2 separate regions of the Homo sapiens genome follow, and region 2 is linked to region 1. Evidence: read pairs that join two places in POLR2A ChIA-PET (ENCODE). Cell type or tissue: Panc1. All regions are shown on one strand. Each heading gives the region's core, and the rest is flanking DNA. Links, peaks and the distances in the headings are about the cores only.

What was found. ChIA-PET counts read pairs that join two places held together with the same protein. Peaks named below come from ENCODE experiments on the same cell type or tissue, not always from the same donor. Only the 100,000 strongest peaks of a DNase experiment are listed, where the experiment ranks them.
Region 2: POLR2A ChIA-PET joins it to region 1 with 5 read pairs; 2 of 35 experiments call an interaction of 5 or more read pairs at or near these places.

Annotation. Positions count from the first base shown.
Region 1 is chr15:29,040,344-29,047,975 of GRCh38, reverse strand. The region is part of intron 3 of APBA2 (amyloid beta precursor protein binding family A member 2); the gene reads right to left. Among named protein-coding and RNA genes, the nearest start is that of APBA2, 160 kb to the right of the region's middle. In Panc1, for the core only: no CTCF peak of the experiment used is centred there; no DNase peak of the experiment used is centred there.
Region 2 is chr15:28,893,657-28,901,288 of GRCh38, reverse strand. The region is part of intron 1 of APBA2 (amyloid beta precursor protein binding family A member 2); the gene reads right to left. Among named protein-coding and RNA genes, the nearest start is that of APBA2, 11 kb to the right of the region's middle. RefSeq lists enhancers at 267-820, 4,379-4,939 and a silencer at 1,579-1,770. In Panc1, for the core only: no CTCF peak of the experiment used is centred there; a DNase peak (open chromatin) is centred at 4,129.

The DNA of each region.
Region 1 (7,632 bases), core at 1,025-6,024:
CAACGGCTTTGTAATTTTCTTTATAGCTGTAGACATCTCATATTAAGTTTTTTCTTAAATATAATATTTCTGTGGCTGTTGCGAATAGATCTCTTCCTTATATATTTACCTGGTTATTGTTGGCATACAGAAAAAAAATGATATTGATTTTGTAAAAATAGATTTTACTAAGCTATTTTTAAATCCTAATAGTTTTTAGTTGATAATGTTTTTCTAGGTAAATGATGTCACTTTCAGAAGTCACCATTTTGCTTCCCCTTTCCGGCATGTGGTCATCTTGTCTAACTACCCTGCCCTGCACTTCCCTGAGGAGTTAACAATGGCACTAACAGGCACCCTTGACTTATTCCTCATTGCAATGAAAATGCTTTCACTTTACGATGGCTGAACCAGGGGGAGATCAGGGAGGCCCCAAAAACCTAAGCAATCAAAAATAAATAATATTTTAATGCAATGCTTTAGAAATCAAAACTAAGGCAAAATAAATCCATGATGAACAAAATATCAAAATTGTAAATGAAGATAGGATTGGTATTCCTGATTTTTCCTGTTGCCTCAGGCTGCAATATGGCTTGGCTGTGGACTGGTAATGATCCCGTTTTTCACCATGACTACAATGCTAGCGCTGGCTAATGGCAGCTCTTTTCCTGAGTTTGACACCACAGACATTCTGATCCAGCTCTCTTTCCCATGAGTGCAAAGGGTAAGGGACCCACAGCAGCTACCCAGAAGGCAGCCACGTCTTCAAAGACTCCACAGAATTACACGGAACCTACTGGGGCACTTTTGGTATAAGACAAAGAGCCCGCCTGTTAAAGATGAAGACTGAAGGTCCTTGTTTCAATTCAGACCTCTGTTTACTGTGAGGCCTGGGGCAAGATATTTAATGGAGAGATGGCCTTCCCCTCCTTAGGAAACTGAAAATGACAGTATGTGCCTGCAGGGCTTGAAGCGAGTTAAAGAAGAGAGCAACCAGTGCAGGCCTGAACTCCATAAACACTACATAAAGGGAGTTAAGGAAAATGTCAATGAAATGGTCCAGGAGAGATGCCTGATGAGGTGAATGTCTTAGATGGGAACGGGGAACTCTGCTGACACAGGTGGCTGGGAGTGGCTGTGGCCAGATGACACTGTCCCTGGCTATGTATGCAAATTGCATCCCTGCAGTGGGATATGGGTGCATCTTGGAGGGACTGAGGAAAGCAGGGAGAGGTCCTTGTGAAAAGCCAAGAGTCACTCCTCCAATGCAGTGATTCGCTCACTTTGGTGGGCACAAGGCCCACCTGGAGAGTGTGCAGGTTCATGGCCCAAGATTCCAAGGTTGTGGGCCAAAGGCCAGGTCTAGAGCTGCAGGTGGTTCTCATGTTGGAGGTCCAAAGACTGCACTTGAAAACTCTGCCCTAAGTAGATGCTTGCAGGTCTCTGATGACGGCCCAGGGAATGGATCTGACCTCCTTGTCAACAAATACAAGGCCCTCACCAAGAAGCCTAGGCCCACCACATTCCAAGCCTTCTTCCCCTACTCCAGGGGGTGGAGAGCAAGGACAACTGTCCCCAGCTTCTTCAAACAAGGGCAAAGGTGGGTGGCCTGGCAGGACGGGGCTATTCAGAGCACAGCAGATAATTCCCAAGACACAAAAGTGGGGTGTGGCCAAGGGGAGGTGAGAAGGAAAGGTGGGCAAAAACGTAGGTAGAAACAAGTGGTTCTTTCAAAGAAAGTGTTCTCCTACTGGATTTCTGGTATCTCATTGAGTTCACTAAAAGCATATTCCTGCAAGGAACTAACACATTGCCTTTTGCACAGAAGCAGTTTGCAGCCTTATGATAAAGAATTCCATTTAACACACCTCAATGTGTAAGCAACTTTTTCAGGAAGCCCTTTAGTGCCTGAAGGAAGGTCCCACATAGCTGCCAAATCCCACCTTTCCGGGCTGCCAGACTCTCAAAACGTCTGGTCAAAGAATCTCCAATTACTTTAACTGCATACTCCTTCTAGGGATACAACTGTTATATGGGGACAGCTGCCCTGTAGGAGGGCAGGAGAGAGCCGGAGATATGACTAATCATCTAGCACATCATTTGTGAAACTGATGTGGGCAGACTTCTGTACTCAGAGGGTGACTGTTTCTGAGGGCACATTACTTCCCAGCAACAAGGACTACAATCTGTTTTGCTCTGTGTTCTTAATAGGAAATATAGAGAGGAATGGATGCCCACTCACAGTTGTTCCACCCATAGAAAGCCAGTGTTTGTTTGGTGGTTTCTTTCTTTCCAGTCTTTTATCTGTGCATCTCTTTTGCATAGCCGAGACCTTACTGTAAACACAAATCCATGTTGTTCTCTTTTAACATGCGGTAAGCAACACAAGCTCTCCATAGGTATCATTTTAATGGCTACATCCTATTTCCCAGCTGAATAGATATCATCTGACCACTACAGACTGAATGTTTGCATCGCCCCCAAAATTCACATGTAGAAATCCTGACCCCCAGTGTGATGGCATTAGGAGGTGGGGTCTTTGGGGAGTGATGAGGTCATGAGGGTGGAGCTCATGAGTGGGACTGTGCCCTTATGAAAGAGACCCCAGGCCGGGCGTGGTGGCTCATGCCTGTAATCCCAACACTTTGGGAGGCCGAGGCTGGCAGATCACATGGTCTTGAGTTTGAGACCAGCCTGGCCAACATTGTGAAATCCCATCTCTACTAAAAATACAAAAAAAAAAAAAAAAAATTAGCCAGGCATGGTGGCGTGCACCTGTAATCCCAGCTACTTGGGAGGCTGAGGCAAAGAGAATCACTCGAACCTGGGAGGCGGAGGTTGCAGTGAGCCGAGATCACGCCATTGCACTCCAGCCCAGGTGACAGTGCGAGACGAGAGAGAGAGAGAGAGAGAGAGAGAGAGAGAGAAGGAGGGAGGGAGGGAGAGAGGAAGGAAGGAAGGAAAAAAGAAAGAAGAAAAAGACCCCAGAGAGCTGCCTTGCCCCTTTCACCATGTGTGGACACAGAAAGAAGATGGCCACCTATGAACCAGAAAGCAGACAGACCTCAGCAGACACTGAATCTGCCCATACCTTGATCACAGACTTCCCAGCCTCCAGAGCTGTGAGAAATAAATGTCTGCTGTTGGAGCCACCAAGTCTATGGTGTTTTTTGATATAGCAGCCTGAGCTGACTAAGACACTAACTATTCCCCTGCTGAACCCACATTATGTCCTGGTTTTGCATAATAAGTAATGCTGTTTATTCTGTTTCCCTCAGAATATACTATAGGCCTTTTCTCCCCTCCCAGAGCCTTTATCCAGGACCCTTTGACGCTGTCTTTGCTGCATACAGTGTCAATCCAAGGCCCAGGTCCCCATATGAGCCCAGGGGGGGTGTGGCCAGGAGAGAGTTAACCATCTCTACAGTGGGGGCTGGGGGCTTTGCATTGCAGAGCATGTATGCAAACACACTCAGGTCCTTTGCTTCTAGTCAATCATATTAAAGATAAATCCTGTACAACACACCATCTGGAAAGCAATTCAAATGTACAGGAGAAGCATGATTACCTGCTACATGTCCAAGAAAATGAGTCTCCATGTCCAGACTCAATTAATTCTATAACAGCACATAAATCAATAGCTAATGCGGCCCCCGACACCGTGCTCACCACTCGCCTCCTGAAACATTCTAATTAGATGTGAGAAATAAAGGCTCATTGTCAACAATAAAGAGCTCCAGTGTCCTTATTCTAAACCATGTTTTTCTTTTGCACGGGAAAATAGCATTAGCTGGTGCTTAGAAGAGCTAGTAATATAGCAGACCAGATGAAAAATAGCTATTCAGTGACCACAATACAGGCTGGGTGAAAACGTATCATACAAATGAGAAACAGACTCAGCCAAATTGTTCCTGACACCAATCTTGTCCCCCATTTGGTCTCACATGTTGTAAAGATAATATTATTTTGTTCCTTTCAAATATAATTTAGTTGCTTTCACTATACACTATACATGATGTGGGTTTGAACAGTCCTGGAGAATGCTTGTATAATCAGCCCAAGCATTCCAGACAAAAGTCACCGAATAAGTATTTCACTTCAAGATCACAGGCAACCGCAAGCTCTGAAAGGACACTAATAAATTAATCTTCCAAAAACAATACTGATATCCAACACTGTCAAGCAAGGCTCTCTAACCTAGCTTAGGGTCACAAAGGGATGTGTTCTCTTTGGAAAACGGCAGTGAAATGGACAAAAATATTGAGCACACACTAAACCTTCAATAACAGGATCCTAGATAAATCAGTGTTAGCACTTCCACAAGACAATTTTGTGGCATCTGAAATATTTACAAAAGGCTTAGCATGTAATATGTATTGTTATGATTTATTCACAACAAATAAACACAGAATCAACTGTGAAGAAATGCATTAAGACGTTAGCAAGGGCTGCCTTCGAGTGATGGGACAATGGTACCTATTTCCTTCCTCTAGTCATTCCTGGCTATAGTACTTCTACAGACAAATAACATAAAAAAGACAAGCATAAAAAAGCCCAGGAAGCCTTGGGCAGCCATACCTGTCAGGTGACATTTCTGCGGTGGGAAGGGTGTTAAGTCTCAGCAGCCCTTGGAAGAGGCTTGGGGTTAATGTTGGGCCTAACTTCTTCCTTCTGGGCATTCAATATGCTGAGACATCTGCCCCACTGCATCCTCATCTCGAAATACGCAAAGGGCGATGATCTGCCCTTTAAACATCATTAAAATTGCTGTCAGACCTTCATCATCAATACTAGTCTCCAGGAAATGGCATTTTCAATATCTCACAATGTAGTCCACGCCTGAAAGCAGCATTAATGCCGTAACAGGAACAGAGTAACTGTGTGCACTTCTGGCCTGGCCGGTATTTGCTGTTCTTCCTGGGTTACGTCTAACAGTAAGAAGTCAACTCTCTCCCACAAGAACTTCTGGAAATAGCGGTGCCTTGGCAAAGTCTACCTCTGCATGTCATGTTTGCTCCTGGATGCCTTTAGGGGAAAAGCGAGGGTCCAGATAAGAGGGCAACTGAACACAGAACGTTACCAGCACTGACCTTTTTCTTAACATGCTGGAGAAAGGGGCGCAGCTTCTGCAGCTGCCAGGACCCCGTGCAAAGAAGTACACTGCTAAATACACCCTCTACCAGATCCATCCTCAGAGACAAAGAAATCTGTCACCCCCAGAGAAGCGGCCACAAGACTCGAGGGGGAAAAGTCTGCTTCTGCTTGTTGCCCTGTGATTTTCACATTTTTCTAGTCATTTCCAAGTGCATACAGTACTGTGTAGATTTAAAATAAGCCACATCCGTGTTATGGCTGAATTATGTCCCCTCAAAATTCATATGTTTAAGTTCTCATCCCCTGTACCTCAGAATATACTTTGTTTAGAAATAGGATCACTGCAGCTGGGTGTGGTGGCTCACTCCTGTAATCCCAGCACTTTGGGAGGCCGAGGCGGGCGGATCACAAGGTCAGGAGACTGAGACCATCCTGGCTAACACAGTGAAACCCTGTCTCTACTAAAAATACACGTGGTGGCATGCACTTGTAGTCCCAGCTACTCAGGAGGCTGAGGCAGGAGACTCTCTTAAACTCGGGAGGCAGAGGTTGCAGTGAGCTGAGATCGGGCCACTGCACTCCAGCCTGGCAACACAGTGAGGAAAGAAAGAAAAGAAGAGACAGCGAGAGAGAGAGAGGAAGGGGATTACTGCAGATATAATTAGTTGACATACAGTAATTTGCGTAGGCCCTAACCCAATAGGACTGGTGTCCTCTAAAGAGGGGAATTGTGGAGACAGTCACACAAACAGGATGAAGGCAGGGCTCTAAACTAGGGAACATCAAAGATCGCCAGCAAACCACCACAAGCAAACGGAGACGCATGGGACAGACTTTCCCTCACAGCCCTCATGAGGCACCAGTCCTGAGGACACCTCAATCTGGGACTTCCAGCCTCCAGAACTGAGACAGTAAGCTTCTGTTGTTTATGCCACCCAGTCTGTGGACTTCTTACAGCAGCCCTAGAGAACTAAGAAAGTCCATAAGGATCATGTGCCCTTTATTCAAAGTTCAGAGTTCCCTTGTTTTTCATCTTCTGGGAAATTCTCCCGCATGTAATCAGGAATATTTTTTCACCAGGGATCTAACCATTGTTTCCACTATTGATCCCTTATTTTTCTATATAAATTTTAGAATCCCATTATCAATATCTAGTTTTTTAAATCCTGCTGGAAATTTGATTGGGATTGCAATGAATCTATAGGTCGATTTGGGGAGAATTCACAACTATACTGAATCTTCCAAAATATAAATATATCTTTCCATGAGTTGGGTCTTTGATTTCTCTCATCAGTATTCTTTAGTCTCCAGCATACGGATCTTGTATATTTTCTTATTTATATGTAGTTCTTTCTTTTTTGGGGGGATGCTATTGTAAATGATACCTTTTTTTAATAATTGCTTTTTTTTTTTTTTTTCTGAGACAGGGTCTTGCTCTGTCACCCAGGCTGGAGTAAAGTGGCACAAATATGGCTCACTGCAGCCTCAACCTCTGGGGATCAAGTGATCCTCCTGCCTCAGCCTTCTGAGTAGATGGCACTACAGGTGTGTGCCACCAGGCTCAGCAAAATTTTATTTATTTACTTATTTATTTAGTAGAGAAGAGGTCTTACCATATTGCCCATGCCGATCTTAAACTCCTGGCTCAATGATCCTCCCACCTTGGCCTCCCAAAGTGCTGAGACTACAGGCATGAGCCATCACACCTGGCCTACTCATTTCTTAAACTCATTTTTCTTTTATTCAGGATAATTTCTATTGATCTACTTAGAGCTAACTTAGATTCTTTCTTCTGTCATATACATTTGCTTTTGAACTCATCCAGTAATATTTTTACTTCATTCTAAAATTCCTATTTTTTTCTTTTTTTTTTCATATTGCCCTGCTGCGAATTTCTATGTTTCTGTTAATTTCAGAACTGTCCATCTTTTACCTCATGGAACATGGTTATAACAGTCACTTTAAAGTCTTTGATAATTTCAACATCTATGTCATCTCAGGGTTGACATTTGTTAATTGCCTTTTCCCTTGAGAACTGGGTCATTTAAAAAATATTTTTAATTGATTGACTGAAGAATTAGTCAGATTTTTTTGCTTCTTTGTATCCCAAATAATTGTAGATTGCATCCCAGATCGCTTTAATATGTACATTTTAACCCTGATTAAAAATGTTGAATGAGAGAGAATGTTGAGAATGTAGAGAATGTTGATTTTCATGTGTCTGCTTCATCAGACGATAAATCCACTCAGGTTGAGAACACAAGCTCTGGTTCCCCTTCGTTAGGGGATGGAGTTAACGTCAGTGCGGTTTCAAAACCCTTTGCTGTGCTCTGTGAGTTGGCTTCAAGCACGAGCTATTCAGGGATTAAGTCTGGGACCCGGGCCACGGTTTCTATTGCAGCTTAAATCCAAAGCCTTTGCTATGGTTCTCTGGGTATATCCCATACATGGAGTTGGTTCAGAAACATAAATAAACCCTCTTTTCCAGATTTCCCCTCTCCAAGATTTCTTCCATATTCCGCTACTACCAGATGCACCTTTTCCTGGTTCCTCTGCCCA
Region 2 (7,632 bases), core at 1,512-6,511, 150 kb after region 1:
GTAGGGGCAGCACCACCAGGCCCACCCCTCAGACACCCTTTCAGATCCTCAGGCCACGGTGATGGCTGATGAAGCCACTGTGCTCCCCAAGCACCGGACAGAGCCAAGCGTGCCTGCAGTATGGCTGAAGACACAAAATCTTTCTGAGGTTCTAGAGTGACCGCATCACATGACACCAGCTTGCTTCACGCACATCCCTGGAAATGACCACCGGAACAGTGCTGGGCTTGGTACTCTAGTCTCTCTGACATGGGACGGGGTGTGGAGCTGTTGAAACCATTTGACCACTTTCCTGGAGCAGCTACCGAGTTCCAGGTGCTGTGCCAGGTGCTGGGATCCAGGGGTCAGCCCCAGCCAGGGGCAGGGCAGTGGGCCGCATGCATGTGGACAAGGGTAAGTTGTAAATATACAATTTACAATACATATTACAAGGAGGACCTGGGTGAAGGGGTGAGCAAATGAGTGAGTGCCTGCCTCTCTGCCAGGCAGCCAGTCAGCCACAGGACAGAGACACAAGAGAAGTCCCTGCAGGGTGAAGAGGCTGCAGATGGGACAGGACATCCTGACAGGGAAACAGGACACACAGGGGCGCCGCCCAGGCTAAAGGGCTCAAAACGCAGGGAAGCGGCCCCCGACAGCTTATCCTAACATTTGTAGAAGCAGCCACAGCAACAAAGGGCACAGCAAAAAAAATCACCACATTTACAAATGTCACCAAACACACCACAGTAGTAAAATGCCAAGGTGATGGGGAGAGTCTGTCGGGACAGCCCCCTTGGCTGGAAAGAAGATGACAAAGCCACAGGGAGGCTTCAGTTTGAGCAACTGTGATGTGTCACCAAGCATAAAGTGACCTGAGTGAGTGGCCAGGGCAGTAGATGCTGGTCTCTGTCATGTGGGACCCTCAGAGCCCGAGAGGGCACAAGCGACATTCCCTGAAGATCCACCCAATGCTGCCGTCACCACGACGCTGATGCACGGTGCCCAGCATTGGTGATTTGCACTGGGGAGAACAGCACCTGTCACCCATTCCCACACAGCCACACTGCCAGGCTGTTCAGGTCTGATGAGCCCGAAGAAGCCTGAGTCCAGGCGGAGGAGGCTGGGAAGAAGGGTTGGGAGGACCCACGGGGCGCAGGGTCAAGGTCTGGTGCAAACAAAGGCTCTGCTTCTGCCACCCGTGACCACGGCCCAGTCCCCCTGTCTGGGGCTCCAACTCCTCACCTAGAAAGGAACTGACACAACATTGAGGTCCTCTCCCCCAGGGGTCCCTCACCTCCTGCTCTCCGACCCTCCACTCCTGCCCTGCCTCCTCATCTCTCCCGACACACTCTCCCACACTTCACACCACTGTGTCGCAAAGCATCTTGGGGGAAAGACTGGTTTTTTCATAGTATATTACAGATCTGTACTTTTGCAAAATAAAATAAAACTAAATTACTACCTAAATGAATTTTTTTTAAAGACATTCCTCACTTTATTATCCGATCCAACACACAGAGGCGACCACGAAGGTCCCTACATGCTCATTCTGCATATCTACACCCTTTGCCCTGTGAATCGGAAACAGCCCGCAGATAGCACGCTTGCAGGAATGCCATGACCAGGCCTGCACGCGTGTCCAGTCCAAGGTCTCCCAGTGCCTCTGTGGGAGGCTGAGGAGGAAGTGAGCTCACATGCACAGATGAGCTGTGCAGAGCAAGGCCGGGCACACACGACGCCCTGAGCATACGGAAGCCTCCAACCGGCTGCAACGCAACACGGCTTCCACGAAGCCTCAGGTGAACCCACGCCATGGCTGTGCTCACTCAAGCACACTGTGGCCCATGAAGCTGAGTGGTTACGAGGTCAACAGTCGTCAGACAAAGAGTCTCTCTCCTCTGAAGTCAGCGACATGGCCCTATCCTGGTGGGCTCACAGCCAGAACAAGAGCTCTGGGGGCAACCCGGAAGGGGCAAAGTAGAGTCCAGAGGAATGAGAAGTTCACAGGTAGATGAGGCAGGGAAGGCAGGTGGGGAGAGACGTAGGCAAAGGAGATGGGGCGCCTCTGGGGACCTGAGGGGTTGGGCCCTTGCCTGGGGAGGCAGGTAGCCAGGTGGTGCCATAGAACCTCCACCCAGGACTTCTGGGCTGCGAGGACATGGGGCTGCCCCCGATGAGTTCTCCATGCGCCACATCTCCCCCCGACTGCTCTTCTTAAAGCTCTTTGGTTTCCCTCTCAACTGCAACCACATAACGTTTGATACTTAAACATTTGGTTACTTGTGTCTAGTTTTCTTTAAAAGCACAGCTTCTTTTATATGCAGAAATAAAAATACATTTCCTGCAGATAACTTATCCACACCAATTAAATCTATATACATCTTAGCGTCCTACTCGGGTTTACATACCCTGATCTCACTTAGAAAATATAGTGTGCATCTGAATATTTAGTAGCATTTGTTGTAATGGCAAAATCTAATTATCTCACATTAAGTATAATCTCAATTTTGATAGTATTGTTCTAGCAGTAGAAGAAGCCATGACTCATTCCATTCAAATTTCACCTTGAAAACTCCAAGATCATGAACTGCTCTGTTTTTATACTTTTTCTTGAAATATATACATACAGAAAAGTTCCATAGCATAAATGGAACCTTCCCATGCAAACCAAGATGGGGAAAGGGGACATCATCAGCACCTCCAAAAGCTGTGCTTCCCTCCCCCTGGGCCTCCTATCAGTACCATCTCCCGAAGGCAACCTGATTTCCACACATGACAGTTGTCTGTTGCCCTTCCTAGACACAGAATCATGCATTACACACTCTAGCATCTGGGGTTTTTTGCTCAACGTTACGTGGCAAGCCCCATCCACACAGCTGCCACATTTGCAGAGTGCTCATTCTCGGCCTGCCGTACAGTGTGCCCTGTGAGAAGACCCTCGGGGTACTGATCTATTCTGCTGCTGATGGCCATCTGGTTTCTTTGCACTTTGGCAGTTACCATCACGCTGCTATGGACACTTTTGTGTGTCTCTTGATGGCTGTATCCATTTCCAACGGTTGCTGTGACAAATGACCACAAAACTGGGTGGCTGAAAACACATTTCTTCTCTCGCAGTTCTGGAGGCTAGAAGTCTACATGCAGTTTCACTGGGCTGAAATCAAGCTGTTGGCAGGGCCACATTCCCTCCAGAGGCACCAGGGGAGAATCCTTTACCTGGCCCTGTCCAGTTTCTCCCAGCTGCCGGTGCTCCCTGAGCTGTGGCCGCATCACTCCAATTTCCGCCTCCTTGGTCACATCTCTCTCTGCCTCTCTCTTATACGATCCTTGAGGATGGCATTTAGGGCCCACCCAGATAATTCAAGACAATCTCTTCATTACAAAATCCTTAAACACATCTGCAAAACCACTACCACATAAAGTAACATTCACAGGTTTCAGGGATTAGAACCTGATGTCATTTGAAGGTCACTAATGCCCATATGCCCATTTCACTCCATTTCATTTGGATTGAGACTGCTGGTCATAGAGTATATGTAAGCTTGGCTTTAGTTAATTCTACAAAAAAGCTTCCCAAAGCAGTTGTACGAATGTCTACTCTGACCAACAATCAGAGGTCCATTTGTTCCACATCCTCACCGACACCTGCTATTTTCTGCTCTTTTTCTCTTTTTTTTTTTTTTTTTTTTGAGACGGAATCTCGCTCTGTTGCCCAGGCTGGAGTGCAGTGGTGCAATCTCGGCTCACTGCAACCTCCACCTCCCGGGTTCAGGTGATTCTCCCACCTCAACCTCCCGAGTAGCTGGGGTTATAGGCGCCCGCCACCATGCCCACCTAATTGTTTTGTATTTTCAGTAGAGAAAGGGTTTCACCATGTTGGTCATGTTGGTCTCAAACTCCTGGCCTCAGGTGATCCACCCGCCTCAGCTTCACAAAGTGCTGGGATTACAAGCATTGAGCCACTGCACCCAGCTTTTTCTGCTCTTTTGATGTTAGCCATTCTGGTGGGTGTGGAATGGTGTCCCATTTACAATTCATTTTGCATCTCCCTGATGACTAATGGAGTGGAGTACTTTTTCATCTCTTTAGTGGACGTGTGTGTGTGTGTGTGTGTGTGTGTGTGTCGTGTCTTTTGCCATTTTCCTACTGGGTGTTCTCTCATTTTCTTGTTGATTACATAGTGCATTATTTTAAGATGAGTCATTTGCTAAAATAGATTCCACTAAGACACTGGCAGATGGAGGCCTAGTTTCTGGTGTCAGGGCCGGAGATGTGAGGTCCAGTTGTGTCCAAGCAATCAGGTGACATGAATTCTGGACCTTGAACACCCGTAATGGACCCTAAGCCTATGCCAGCCTGGAAGGTTCCAATAAGGAACATGATTGAGAGTTTGGGGACCACTGTCAGGGACTGGATGGGTGGGACAAAAATCAGTCCCAAATTAATGTATTATAACTCCAGTTACTTCCTTGAAACTAAATCTAATTGTATTTAAAAGGGTGACCACTGGGAAGTAAACTCTATTTGGATTTCTACAAATATGGGTGGGTTTTATGGGACTTTTTGGGAGCAGCCACTGCTGACCCAGTCAGCACAATGATAGCCCATCTCCAGAATCAGGCACTGCCCCCACACCATGACAGGCGAGCCAGGCAGTGATCCCTGCTGTGAAACACAATGGATTAAATACACCAGAGTTTGGTTTCTCTACATCACAATAAAGAAAGAGGCCAGGCGCGGTGGCTCATGCCTGTAATCCCAGCACTTTGGGAGGCCGATGTGGGCGAATCATGAGGTCAGCAGATCAAGACCATCCTGGCTAACACGGTGAAACCCTGTCTCTACTAAAAATACAAAAAATTAGCCGGGGGTGGTGGCGGGCGCCTGTAGTCCCAGCTGCTGGGGAGGCTGAGGCAGGAGAATGGCGTGAACCCGGGAGGCGGAGCTTGCAGTGAGCTGAGATCGTGCCACTGCACTCCAGTCTGGGCGACAGAATGAGACTCTGTCTCAAAAGAGAAGAGAAGAGAAGAGAAGAAAGTGGGTTTGGGACATCAGTTGACGTGAACTACTAATATAATATTAGATATCTGATTAAAACCATCAAGATGACAGAAAGGTCTACTCACAGAGGTGCTCTCCACCCCCAACCCCCGCATCAAATAGAGCTCCCTCTCCTTCAAATCAGATATTTTTTTTGAGACAGGTTCTCACTGTCACCCAGGTTGGAGTAGAGTGACGCAGTCACAGCTCACTGCAGCCTCAACTTCCTGGGCTTAAGGGATCCTCCCACCTCAGCCTCCCGAGTAGCTAGGACCACACACGTGAGCCACCACATCCGACTAACTTTTCTATTTTTTTGTAGAGATGGGGTCTCCTTACGTTACCCAGGCTGGTCTCAAACTCCTGGGCTTAAGCGAGCCTCCCTCCTCGGCTTCCCAAAGTGCTGGGATTACCTCATGAACCACCATGCCCAGCCTTCAAATCAGAATTCTAAGGAGCCTAACAAGCAGCAGGCCTTTCCAGTTATGGCGCATGAAAGTAACAAAGGCAGCCTCAGCCAGCATCCAGCGCAGTCCCAGCAGACAGAGATAATGAGGTGGACATGGGCCTCATGGGAGGGAATACTGCCCCCCACCCCCATGCCATGCCAGTGAGAAAAACAGACTGACTGCAGCCCCAAAACATACAGCAACTTACCCACGAAACAGGAACCTCTGATGCCTGACATTATCAGGTAAGAGATATTTCTGGCCCAGCAGCCCCCAGAGGATGAACAGCTCCCTCCGCCTGAAAGGGGAAGAGGGTCCAAGCTGCAGGCGCCCTGGCACATCGAGGCCATGGACAGGAGGCACCCGAATGTCTCCCCAGAGTACCCCTGCTGCAGAGGCCTCTGGAGCCCATCATCCTGCGGCACTGCTGCTCCCGCTCTCTTTCCCAAGCCCTGTGCAGTCCCCTCTCCTGACGCAGGACCAGAAAGCTACTGGGAGCCCCGTAAGGACAGCCTGCGTGCCCAGCCAGGCTGAGGCCAGCCACCGGAGGCCAGCAGCAGGGAGGCCACACCTGCGCTGTCACCCACACCCCTGCACACTGGAGCTGCCTGGGGACCCAGGCCTCCCTGTGTGCCGAGGGTAAGTTGGCGGAGCTGCACAGGTTAAGGCTGGGTGAGCCAGTTAATAATGTGATGAACGGTTTGTCATGGATTTTGTCGTTCTTTTAGAAAAACAGGGGCAAGTTAATCTAGAAATCCTGTAAATCTCTAAAGGGTAAAATTAAACGTCCTCACTAGCAAGGCTGGGACTTGGCAGCAGCAGCCGCCTCCTACAGAACATAGGGAGCGGGCTCTGGAGCCCCCCAATGACGCAGGAGCTGCCTTGGCCAGACACCTGCCCCCGCCACCCTCCTGTGTTCTTACTGAGCCCCTCCCCACCCCATGCAGTGCATCTTCCACCAGCACCTCCCCGCACCCTCCCCTCGCCTCTAGATGCACCCCTGAACATGCCCCTAACGGCGTCCTTCTCCCACGCTCTGACCTGTCTGCTAGGGAAGCCAGCTGCAGAAATCACTCTCCTAGAGTTCGCTTGGTAAACTATGCGTTGTTATTGGCCCATCTGCTTCGCTCCCAACCCACAGCAAGGACTCTCTAGGGCCACCAAGCTCCTAATCGTCAGCAACTGCCCTCCAACCCCCATCTCCAGCTCTAACCTACACAAACCACATAGTCCCCCCTGTGCCCAGGGTGCCCCATTCCAGGCTGGCCCTTTGCCTGGAGGGCTCTTCTGGCCTGGGCTCTGAAGGGGTAAACCCACCCACTCTTATAGGATGGGGTCCATGATCCACCCCAACCTACCATGGGGCTCTCACATCTGCCAGACTGTGCCTCTCTAGGAGGGCCTTGGACCCAGAGCCAGAATGGGGCTCTGATGCCACTGCACATTCTCCAGCAGCCCCCTCCATGCCCTCCCTCCTGATCCCACCCAGCTCTAAACTGGGAACAAGAAAGCTGGAATACAGTAGCTGCTCAGAAAATACCTACTGAGTAGATGGGTGGATGGATGGACAGAGCTCCAGGCAAAGGGACTCGGGGGTAAGAAAAGTGAAGGGTACCTGCCCCCGGTTCTACCACTGCAGAGTCCTTGAGTGTCAAAGGACTGAGAGGTGAATGACAGGCAAGGTGAGACCTACCATGTTAGTGTCCCGCACCCCTTTGTTTCCACTATTAGATTAAGCCACCCTATGTGACAGATAAAAGGAGTAACACGTACGGAGTTAGACCAGGGTTGCCAAAGTGAGGGGTGGGAATGCTGCCAGTCCAGGGGTCCCCCACGGCAGCTCCCCAGACGAAGTCAAGGCAAGTTGGAGATGAGGCTGCCTCTAGGTGTATCAAATCAACTGAAGCAGCACCAGTCGTCAGTGCTGATTAAGCACAGGCACGCCTGTGATCAAGAAGAAAACCATTACTTAATAAAATGCAATTAATTTAGAAGCTGAAAACTGCGAAAGCCCAAGGGAGAGACATAATCAGGAGTTCTTGGTCTGGAGGGGCTTCTGCTCTCAAAGCTTCCAACCCAACACAGCACAAAGATGTCTTCCCCAACAACCGCACATCCAACCTGCAAAACGATGACACGCTCCTCTCCAAGTACCTGAACC